Regions from separate parts of the Homo sapiens genome. Here region 2 is linked to region 1. Evidence: chromatin loops called from intact Hi-C (ENCODE). Cell type or tissue: ascending aorta. All regions are shown on one strand. Each heading gives the region's core, and the rest is flanking DNA. Links, peaks and the distances in the headings are about the cores only.

Region 1 (5,392 bases), core at 60-5,059:
CTGGGCCATAAAATAAACCTCAGCAAACTGAAAAGAACTGAAAATATGCACAAATACTAGTAAACCAAATTCAACAGCACATCAAAAAGATTATATACCATGATCAAGTGAGATTTGTCTCTGGGATGCAAGGAGAGTTTGACATGTAAATCAATAAATGTGATATACCACATTTGCAAAATGAAATATAAAAATCATATGAGCATCTCAACAGAGGCAGAAAAAGCATTTAACAAAATTCAACATTTTTTCATAATAAAAGCTGTCAACAAGTTGGGTATAGATGTATACCTCAACATAATAAAGGTCATATATAACAAGCCCACCTCTAACATTATACTCAATAGTGGGAAGCTGAATTCTTTTTCTCTAAGATCAGGAACAACACAAGGATGCCCACTCTCACCACTTCTATTCAACATACTACTAGAAGTCCTAGACAGAGCAATTAAGCAAGAAAAAAATAAAAGACATCCCAATCAGAAAAAGTAACATTTTCTCTGTTTGAAGATGACACAATCTTATATCAAGAGAACCCTAAAGACTCCACCAGAAAAACTGTTAGAACTAATAAATGAATTCAATAAAGTTGCAGAATACAAAATCAACGTACAAAAAATTAGTTGCATTTTTATTCATTAACAATGAATTATCTAAAAGAGAAAGAAAACAATCCTATTTATAATAGCATCAAAGACAATAAAATACTTAGGAATAAATTTAACCAAAGAGATGAAAGATCTGTACACTGAAAACTATAACACATTGATGAAAGAAACTAAAGGCACACAAAAAATGGAAAGATATCCTGTGCTCACAGATCAGAAGAATTAGTATTGTTAAAATAACCATAGTACCCAAAGTGATGTTTAGACTCATTGCAACCTCTAAAAACATTCCATTGGCATTTTTCACAGAAATAGAAAAAAAAAAATCCTGAAATTCCTATGGAACCACAAAAGACCCAGAATAGCCAAGGCAATCTTGAGAAAGAAGAAGAAAGCAGGAGGCATCACACTTCTTAATTCAAACTATATTACAAAGCTTTAATAATCGAAACAGTATGGTACTGTCATGAAAACAGACCCATAGACCACTAGAAAGGAATATAGCCCAGAAATAAGTCTGCACGTACATGGTCAATTAATATTTGGCAAGAGTGCCAAGAATACACAATGGGAAAAGGATAGTCTTTCTAATAAATGGTGGTGGGTAACTAAATATTCACATGCAAAAGAACAAAATTGGGTTCCTATTTTTCACCATTCATAAAAATTGTTTACTTCAATGTAAAACCTGAAACCATAAAATTCCTAGAAAACGAAACAGGGGAAAAGCTCCCTAACATTGATTTTAGCAATTAGTTTTTTGGGTAGGACACCAAAAGCACAAGCAACAAAAGCAAAAATAAACAAGTGGGACTACATCAAACTAAAAAGCTTCTGCACAGCAAAGGAAACAGTCAACAAAATTAAAAGGCAGTTTACATAATGGGAGAAAATATTTGCAAACCTCGTATCTGACAAAAAGTTAAAATATGAAATATATAAGGAAAAAACCAAATGACTGTTCTAATCCTTTTGATATTTAAAAATATGAATAAATACTCCTAAAATTGTCAAATTAATGTCATCCTTTAAAATCTCCCCTGATTTGTCATAGCAGCAAACCTAATCTCCATAGACAATACAATGATAATAACTAAAAACAGTTTGTGAGAAGATAGAGATGCCCAGTGGGAGACTTAAATGGAGAAACGTGTCATTTGAATTGTTAAGAGCATATTATGGAAATGAAAATGTATTAAAGGTGACCAAATCACTTAGTTCTTCAGACATGTTCCCTTTAGGGAGAGCTGGGAGTGTTGAATGGAAGCAGTTACTCATTCTGTTTTCATAGTAGCTGTGCTTCAGCAGATGAAGAGAGATATATTATTACAGCAAGATCTTCATATTCTACCACTTTCTAAAGTGAACTCCTCTTATGGATAACAAAGGGTAGTATTTTCTAATGAAGCTCATTTGTTAAAAGTAGAGAAAAATGAAAAATGTTTTAGGAAAAGCTTGAACAAGATCAGAGATCTCAGTTGTGAAAGGATGATCTTGGCAATGATTTTTTATACATATATACATATATATGTATATATACATGTATTTTATACATATATATACATATATATGTATATATGTGTGTGTGTGTATATATATAAAAGGCTCCGAGGGCAATGAGCTGCTCATCAGAAATCCCTTGGCATTCCCCATGGAGGCTTTCTAAATGATTAGGAGCGATGCTTAAAAGCACAGTATTGGCAAAGACCAAGACATAAACCAATTTCTGTGAAAGAGAATTTAAAATATAGAAAATATAGAAAATTTAAAATATAGAACTTGGTTGGATTGCTTTAAAATGTGGCTGTTATGCTTTTCTTTTAATATTTAATTTTTAAATATTTTCCATTTGAAAAAAAGACCTTTCTTTAGCCCCATTTCCGCCTCCAACTTGCAGGACTATATCTCTGTCTCTTTTATACTCACTGTGTCCACTTCACCCTCTCCCAATCTCTCCTGCACCCATTCTAATCAGGCTTTTGTCCCCATCACTCCACAGAAATGTCTCTTGTCAGACTATGAATAACCTCAGTGTTTTCAAATCCACTGGTTAATTATCTGCCCATAATTGATCTGACAGTACCATTCAATACAGTTGATCACTTATTCCTTGAAACACTCTCCTGGTTTGGCTTCTAGGATATCACAATTTCCTGGTTCTCATTCCTGTCACTACATGATTCTTTTCAGTCTCCTTACCGGACATCCAAGTGTTGGGATGCCTAAGAGCTCGTCCCACTAAATGTTCTTCTCTCCCCACGTGGCCTTATCAAACACCCTAACTGTAAATTCCGTCTATATGCCAGTGGCTTCTTGAGGCAGATAGAGAGCAAGTTGACTTATTCAACACTCATTCCAAACTGTTCTAGTTCACCTTCCAATATTACAGAAACTGCAAAGCTAAAACTGTACGTTTTTCTAATAGCTAGAGTGGAGACATGTGACATCAAATGTCCAGGTGCAAGATTTGGGCCAATTGTAACTAAGAGAGATAGGATTATCTAGCATGAAGGCTAAGACACCTGCTTGGTCTGAGGCAAATTGAGTACATCTCCAATTTCCAGTCCCTAAAGTCATAGTGGATAGTAGCAACAGTGGTGTTTTTTACCAGAACTTTCCTATGGTGTGGTTGGATGTATACCCTGACTGTATTGTTTCTGACCAAATAGCATCAGGTCTTGTTCCATCCTACCCAGAGATTATTGGAACTATGTAACATCCCCTTTTGATTTAAACTGGCTAGAATGGATTCTCTTGTCTGCAATTAAGAATCCTTTGCAATACCACTCTCAACTTTATCTTTGCAGCCAAACATGTAACTTTAGATTCACGTTTCTAAGATTTATATTTATAGATGGCTACTTGAGATCTACACTTAGATAGCTAACAAGTTCTCAAGGTTAACATGTTCAAAAATGAATTGTTGATATCTTCCCAAACTGGCTACTCTCCCTAAATTCCTCAACTCAGTAGTTCATGCCAGAAAACTTGGAGTCATTCTTGAGTCATCTCTTATACTAAATTTATCTACAAATTCTATTAATGTGGTCTTCACAGTGTATCCCCAATCTGACCACTTTCCAGTCTCTACCCCTGACACCTGAGTCTAATGCAGTTGACTCCTACTTTTACCCCGCTTTTACCCTGGCCCCACCACAGTCTGTTCTCTTCACGATGGTAGAGATATCTTGTAAACAGGCACTGTTGACATTTTGGCCCAGAAAATTCTTTGCTGTGTGTGTTGGTGGTGGGAATGGGCAGTGGTAAGGGAAAGGGGTTGTCCTTTGCATTGTAGGATGTTTAACAACATCACTAATCTCTGCTCACTTGAGACGAGGAGCACATCTCCCCAGCTGTGATAACCAAAATGTCTCCAGACATTCATTCCCCAATGTACCCTGGGTGCAAAAATTATTCCTGGTTGAGAACCACTGCTGGAAACTGAATCAGATTATGTCATCGTCTACTCAAAACACTCTCAATTTCTTCCCATCACATTTGGGGAGAAAATCCTGAAGTCCTTTCCATGGTCTACAAAGCCCTTAATAAACTGGCTCTTACTCCCTTTTGACTTCCTCTCCTTCCCCTGTCACTCATTCTGCTCCAGCCACCTGGCCTCACTGATGTTTCCCTAAGGGGCCAAGCACTCCTCCTTTCCAGGACCATTGCACCTGCTGTTTCCTTTGCTCAGAATAGTCTTCTCTAGTACATTGCATACCCTGCTTCCTGCTTTCCTTCTAGTCTCCTCACATGTCACTTCACTGATCAAAAATAACACCTCAATCACTTTCAATCCTATTATAGTGCCATAGTTGTCTTCATTGGACTTACTACCACATGATTTATTACATATTTATTTCTTTATATGTTTATTGTCTGTCTCCCCTATTAGAATGTAAACTCCAAGAGGAAAAGAACAAGGACTTTATTTTATAAACCCCTTTATTCTCAGTGCCCAGAAAAGTGATCTGACATATATGAGACACTCAATATTCATTTACTTTAAAATTAGTGCTTGAGATGATTCTGCACATTATGTAACTACTTGGAGATTACTAATAAGGAGGATATCATTAATATAATTGGCATTTCTAAAAATACTACAATTTAAGGAAATCTTCACTTGTCAGCCACTTTTTTCACATGGAGGAAAAAGAAATGTGGTGAGGTGAACTGAGTGGTGAATAATGCCATGTGAGGCTTCACTTAGGTCATCTGGGGAGCCCAGATTTATTGATTCTGATTTCAGGCCTCTTGTATCCATATTGCATTGCTTTTTACAGAATTGTTTACATGTGATATTGTTCAAAAAGTGAATCATCCTACCTCCTGTTTGGTTGCTCTTAGTTTACAGCTGGACTTAATGTAAGAATAGAAAATTCATAAGAATATTACTTTCAAATGAGGAAAGTTACATGAAGAATGATGGCCTCGGTATATCAGGATATCCTTTATTCATCTTAACACCTATATTTGTATTTAATGGAGAAACCACATTTTCATATCTACACACACTGAACTTGAGTCCTTTGACTCAATTTCTCTGTAATGATCATTTTCTCTTCCAAAATCTTATTTATTTTTTCTTTGAAATGGCTCTCCTTTTTGCTCCTTTGTTCCTCATTGACATTGCTGCTCTTCTGCTACTGTACTTTACTGATCATAGGAGGAATATAAAATCATTTTATTATCTCTTTGGCTTCATGTTTTCCCCTCTCCAAATCTTCCCAGCACCATGACATGTGGATATTACTAAGTAATCAGTCATGTCATTCCCATACTAA
Region 2 (5,392 bases), core at 146-5,145, 160 kb after region 1:
GCTGTAGTGCAGTGGCATGATCTTAGCTCACTGAAGGCTCAACCTCTTGGGCTCAAGCGATCCTCCCATGTCAGCCTCCTGAGTAGCTGGGACCACAGGCATGCCCAGCTAATTTTTGTATTTTTTCATACAGACAGGGTTTTGTCATGTTGCCCAGGCTGGTCTTGAACTCCTGTGTGCAAGTGACCTGCCCACCTCGACCTCCCAAAGTGTTAGGATTACAGGCATGAGCCACCATGCCTGGCCAAGACCCTTGTTTTAAGAAATGTCTAAGTGAAACAGTGTACACTACATTGATATTTTTTATAATTTTCTTTTTTCTTTCTTTCTTTTTTTTTTGAGATGGAGTCTTGTTCTGTCACCCAGGCTGGAGTGCAGTGGTGCAATCTCGGCTCACTGCAATCTCCGCCTCCTGGGTTCAATTGATTCTCCCACCTCAGCCTCCCGAGTAGCTGGAATTACTGGGGTGCGCCAACACGCCCAGCTAGTTTTTGTATTTTTGGTAGAGACGGGGTTTTGCCATGTTGGCCAAGCTGGTTTCGAACTCCTGACCCCAAGTGATCCGCCTGTCTCAGCCTCCCAAAGTGCTGGGATTATAGGAATGAGCCACCAGAACCGGCCAGATATTTTTATAATTTTCTGATAAGATCACAACAACAGAATCAAGCACTATTGTGATACTGAGGACACAACCCTCTGCCCACCCCACATTCTAAATCGTTTTATTTTCCCCTCAACGTGTTCACAAATATGCTTCTAAATAAAGACTCACACCTCATCAGCTGTCTTGGATTACTCTAGTCAGGGCAACACCAAATGTAGGTCTATAACTTCAGATTTTCGTGGGTAGCAAGTCTGAAAATGGCCGTAGACTTGAGAATGTTACTAGATTACTCAGCAACCACATCCTGATATTGATGGCCGGGAATTTATTTTATTTTATTTTATTTTTATTTTTTATTTTTTATTTTTCGAGACAGAGTCTCACTCCATCACCCAGGCTGGAGTGCAGTGGCGTGATCTCAGCTCACTGCAACCTCCTCCTCCCAGGTTCCAGCAATTCTCGTGCCTCAGCCTCCCAAGTAGCTGGGATTACAGGCACGTCCCACCATGCCCAGCTAATTTTTGTATTTTTAGTAGAGACGGGTTTCACCATGTTGGCCAGGCTGGTCTCAAACTCCTGACCTCAAGTGATCTGCCTGCCTCAGCCTCCGAGAGGGCTGGGGTTACAGGCATGAGCCACCATGCCTGGGATGGCCAGGAATTCATAATGGTGGCTTAGAACAAGCAGCAGTTCCTTCCACGACTCATCTCCTTCTGATTTTTATATATCAAGGTCTTTTTTTTCTAAGCTCACATTAGAGATTAGAGTATGAAAACTTCTGTGACCACTCAGGAGGCTGAAGAGTAGCTAGTTGAATCTGTAGAAGATTCAAATACCAGCCAGTTACAGGAAAATCACCCAGGTGCTTGCTAAAAAATGGAGGTTCTTGGGCCCCTCCTCAGATCAGTGAAATATGAATCTCCGGGGTGTGATCTTGAAATGTATAGTTGTAAGCAATGAATCAGATGGTCAAACTGCTTTGGGAACCAGTGGGTAGAATATTGCTCCAGAAGAGTCTTTGGCAAAATAGCTTGTTTATCTTTGATATAGTTTGGATATGTGTCCCCGCCCAAATCTCATGTTGGATTGTAATCCCCAGTATTGGAGGTGGGGACTGGTTGGAGGCAACTGGATCATGAGGGTGGACTTCTCATGAATGGTTTAGCACCATCTCTTTGGTGCTGTCCTTGTGATAGTGACTTCTCTCAAGAGCTGACTGTTTAAAAGTGTGTGGCATCTCCCTGCCTCTCCCTCTTTCTCACTTTCTCACTCTCACTCCTGCTTTAGCCAAGTGACGTGCTTCTTCCCCTTTGCTTTCCGTATGACTGTAAGCTTCCTGAAGCCACTCAAGAGGCTGAACAGACATCGGCACCATGCTTTCTGTACAGCCTGTAGGACCATGAGCCAATCAAACCTCTTGTCTTTATAGGTTACCCAGCCTCAGGTATTTCTTTATAGCAATGCAAAAGCAGCCTAATACAATCTTCAATCATCTCTTGTGTCATCTTGGCCTGGCCATCTGTGTTCCTAACAGTGCTGCCCCTCTTTCTTCAAGGTGAGTACTAAATTTCGTGTGCACATAAACCATCCTGGTAAAAGGCATGCTCTGACTCAGCAGGGTGGGGTTTGAGGTTCTGTGTTTCTACCAAGCTCCCAGGAGATGCTGACGCTGTTGGTCCATGGGCTATATTTTGAGCAGCAACGTGCTGGTCTTCTCCTCAGGCTCATTCCTTTCTAGTGATGACATCTCTGCTTGGCCCATTTGTGCCTTACTCTTCCATGTAGTGTCTGCAGTTTATGAGTGTCTTGGAAACAAAACTCTTTTAGGTCTTGTCAAATATCAGGGAAGAACCTCCTTGATGGAAATTTCAGACAATGTTGGAAGAGAGGATAGGGAGATAGTGGGCTATTAACAAAGGCATTTCTGGCAATTAAGATATACAAAGCACTCCACACTATGCAGTGCAGCTATGCACAAGGATGACCTTAGAACCTTCCAGAAATAATATACCCTGAAGAAATGAGAAATATACATCATTCCAGAGCTGGCTGCAGAGAAGCAGTAGAAAGAAGGGATCCTTAAAATAGCAGTACCAAAGACTATCTTGCCTTATGACAGCATTTGTGTGTGTCCCCCCATCCATGATACTAACATGCTTTCCTAGGTTTCCCTGGCACAGATTTAATTAATGGGGTTTAAAGTACTAGAGGTCAGACCCCTGTTTAGCTTACAACCCATTATCTACTGCACACAGTAGATTAAGTTATTCTTCTTTGGGATGACATCGCATACATGCTACACAATCACCAATGCGTATATTGATAACCTTGAAATTAGTTTTACATCTCCCTGAACCCTATTTTGTCTTCCATTCAATCACTTTATCATAATGATTATAGTTCCTCCTAGCTTTTGGGGTCGGATTAATTCATAACAATAAATTTCTCAGGTGATGACTACCCAACATTACAGTTAATTCATATAACTTAAGAGAAAAGTTTACCTCAATGCAAAGACATCAACAACCTATAAATATGCAGTTATCTATAGCTCAGACCTTTTCCTGAGTTGGTTGGAATTGTATATAAATCTTTAATGTGAGCAATGTAGACTTGAACTATCTCGACTTGTTTCATTTCAGACTCCACAAAGTATACCTAATAAATCAAAGGTGAGTTTTCACATTTAATTGTTCTCTATCCTGTGGAAGAGTGCTGGGAATTGAACCTAGCCCTGCTGCTGCTGACTCTGTGTCTGAGCATCATGACAGCCTGCTAGATGGGCTGGGGCCTGAGAACAGTAGGGTTGCTTCGAGGGAGGCCCCAGGGACAATAAACAGGAGAAAGGCCAGCTGGGTGGGAGAAGCTGGAGCCAGTTGTCAACAAAAATATATTAGTCCCAGGACAGAAAGACTATATAAGCTCCTAATGATTTGGGCTGCTAGCATCTCATGAACCATTATCATCTCCAGCTCACTAAATGGATCCCAGAAGATTGAAAATTGACATGCCTAGAAAAAAAAAAGAAAGAAAGAAAGAAAAAGAAGTCCCTCTTATTTCCCCTGTATGATCAGACCTAGTGTTTGTAGCTTATGGTTTTGAAGGAGCATAGATATAATGTGAGGAATTTTTAGAAGGCATGTGTAATCTTAAATGCATAAGCATGTCTTTTCATAAAAGAATTTTCACAAATTTGGGGTTGGAAAGAAGGAACACGTAATGAGTGGATTCTAAATACACACAACAGGGAAGTTAATGAGATAGGAAGACTTCCATTCAGAAATGAGTTCAAGGCATAGGAGAAAATTTTTAAAAACACACAACACAAATTGTCATTTATTAGGTAAATGGAAAGTTATGTCTGCAGTAAATTAATAGGCTACGACAAAGATGAATTTGAGATCACAAAAAGACCTAAGAAAGTTTTCATGACTGTCTCAAATAGTCAAACCAAATAGACTTCTAAAAAATTAAAACATGTGAAATAATATTCAAAATTGATTTCAAAAATCACCAATCATTGATTAAGTTTATTACTCATATCCCTTCCCCTGATTAAGAAAATGTGTGTATCACTTAAATGAGCACATGAGGCTGTAACTTTGGAAGGGTTGCTCTCCCTTGAAATTCACAAATATTTGAATTGAAAATGAGCTGTGAATGTTTTTGAATCCTCTGACTCATAGATTTCTATAGAACTCATTTTCCAGCTGCCACGGCATGAGCTCTCACTGTCATGCTAATCCTCATCAGTTCTGTCCTCAACTATTATGATGGCCTCAGACTGCTCTTCCTTCGTCTAGTCTCTCCCCCATCACATCCAGTCTTCAACCTGTCTTCATGCTGACCCCACTAACACATAAATTGAACACCAAACTCCCAAGTTCCAAAGCCTTCAATGGCTCCCCTCCCTCTGCGTAGCTGGGTATCAACAGCGTTGGCTGTGCAACCACGACTCTCTCCCAAGCCATTTCTTCTTTCCATCACCTCTCACCTTCTCCATAGCAACTCACGCTATTTTCATTTAGTAAATTTTGTCTTGTCTGTGGAGTGATGGAAAACTTGTGACTACCTTTGTAGGTATCGGAATTCTCATTAGAGAAGTATTTTTAATAAGCTACTTATTAAAGTAGCTTTTAAGCTACTTTATAATAGTAATATACATAATATATATTATAATCGTAATATATATAATAATAATAATACTTACTTATTAAAGTAAAGTGGACTGTGAGATCCAAAATGCCTGTTCAAACAACAAAAATCCATTTCTAAACCACTGGGCATAAGACAAGTGGAGGAACAGGTTTTGCCCCTAGATGGACAGAAGATAATTCTTCTCTGCCTCATACAGAAAAGAAGAATTTGGATTCCCAAAGGAGTCTATAATGGGAAACCAGAGTGTGTGGCTAGGAAAATGGTGGAAGGCTGCAATTTGACAGACCAAAATCTTCAGAAAAGACTCCTAAACTCAGGAATGTGAGTTAAGGTATGTGAATGATTTTATTGGGATAGAAATTGAAGGTGCAGAATTTCAGGCAAAAATCAAAAAGGCAATGGTCGAATGTGCATGTTCCAGAGAGCTGAACAACCTTGGAAATAGAAACCCACTGGAATTTCCCAGAAATCTTGGTTTTGGATTTGCACAAGCCTAAAAATTGGTAGTGGGTGTGGCCATAAGGTATCAAGTCAATTGTATTGAGATCTCGAGGAGTACAACAGCCCTTAGCTATGTCTGTTCCAGAAGAAGGTTAAGGCTGCTACGTCAATACATCTTGTGTTTTAGTC

What was found. A loop is a pair of places that touch in the nucleus more often than their neighbours do. Peaks named below come from ENCODE experiments on the same cell type or tissue, not always from the same donor. Only the 100,000 strongest peaks of a DNase experiment are listed, where the experiment ranks them.
Region 2: a loop joins it to region 1, with 2.0 times the contacts of the local background. A loop is called at or near these places in 1 of 110 quality-filtered maps.

The regions. Positions count from the first base shown.
Region 1 is chrX:10,902,602-10,907,993 of GRCh38, reverse strand. The region is part of intron 4 of HCCS-DT (HCCS divergent transcript); the gene reads left to right. The region is part of intron 1 of LOC124905244 (a long non-coding RNA gene); the gene reads right to left. Among named protein-coding and RNA genes, the nearest start is that of HCCS-DT, 210 kb to the left of the region's middle. In ascending aorta, for the core only: no CTCF peak of the experiment used is centred there; no DNase peak of the experiment used is centred there; H3K27ac peaks cover 684 bases.
Region 2 is chrX:10,746,212-10,751,603 of GRCh38, reverse strand. It overlaps a transcript of MID1 not described here. Among named protein-coding and RNA genes, the nearest start is that of MID1, 130 kb to the right of the region's middle. In ascending aorta, for the core only: no CTCF peak of the experiment used is centred there; a DNase peak (open chromatin) is centred at 2,243.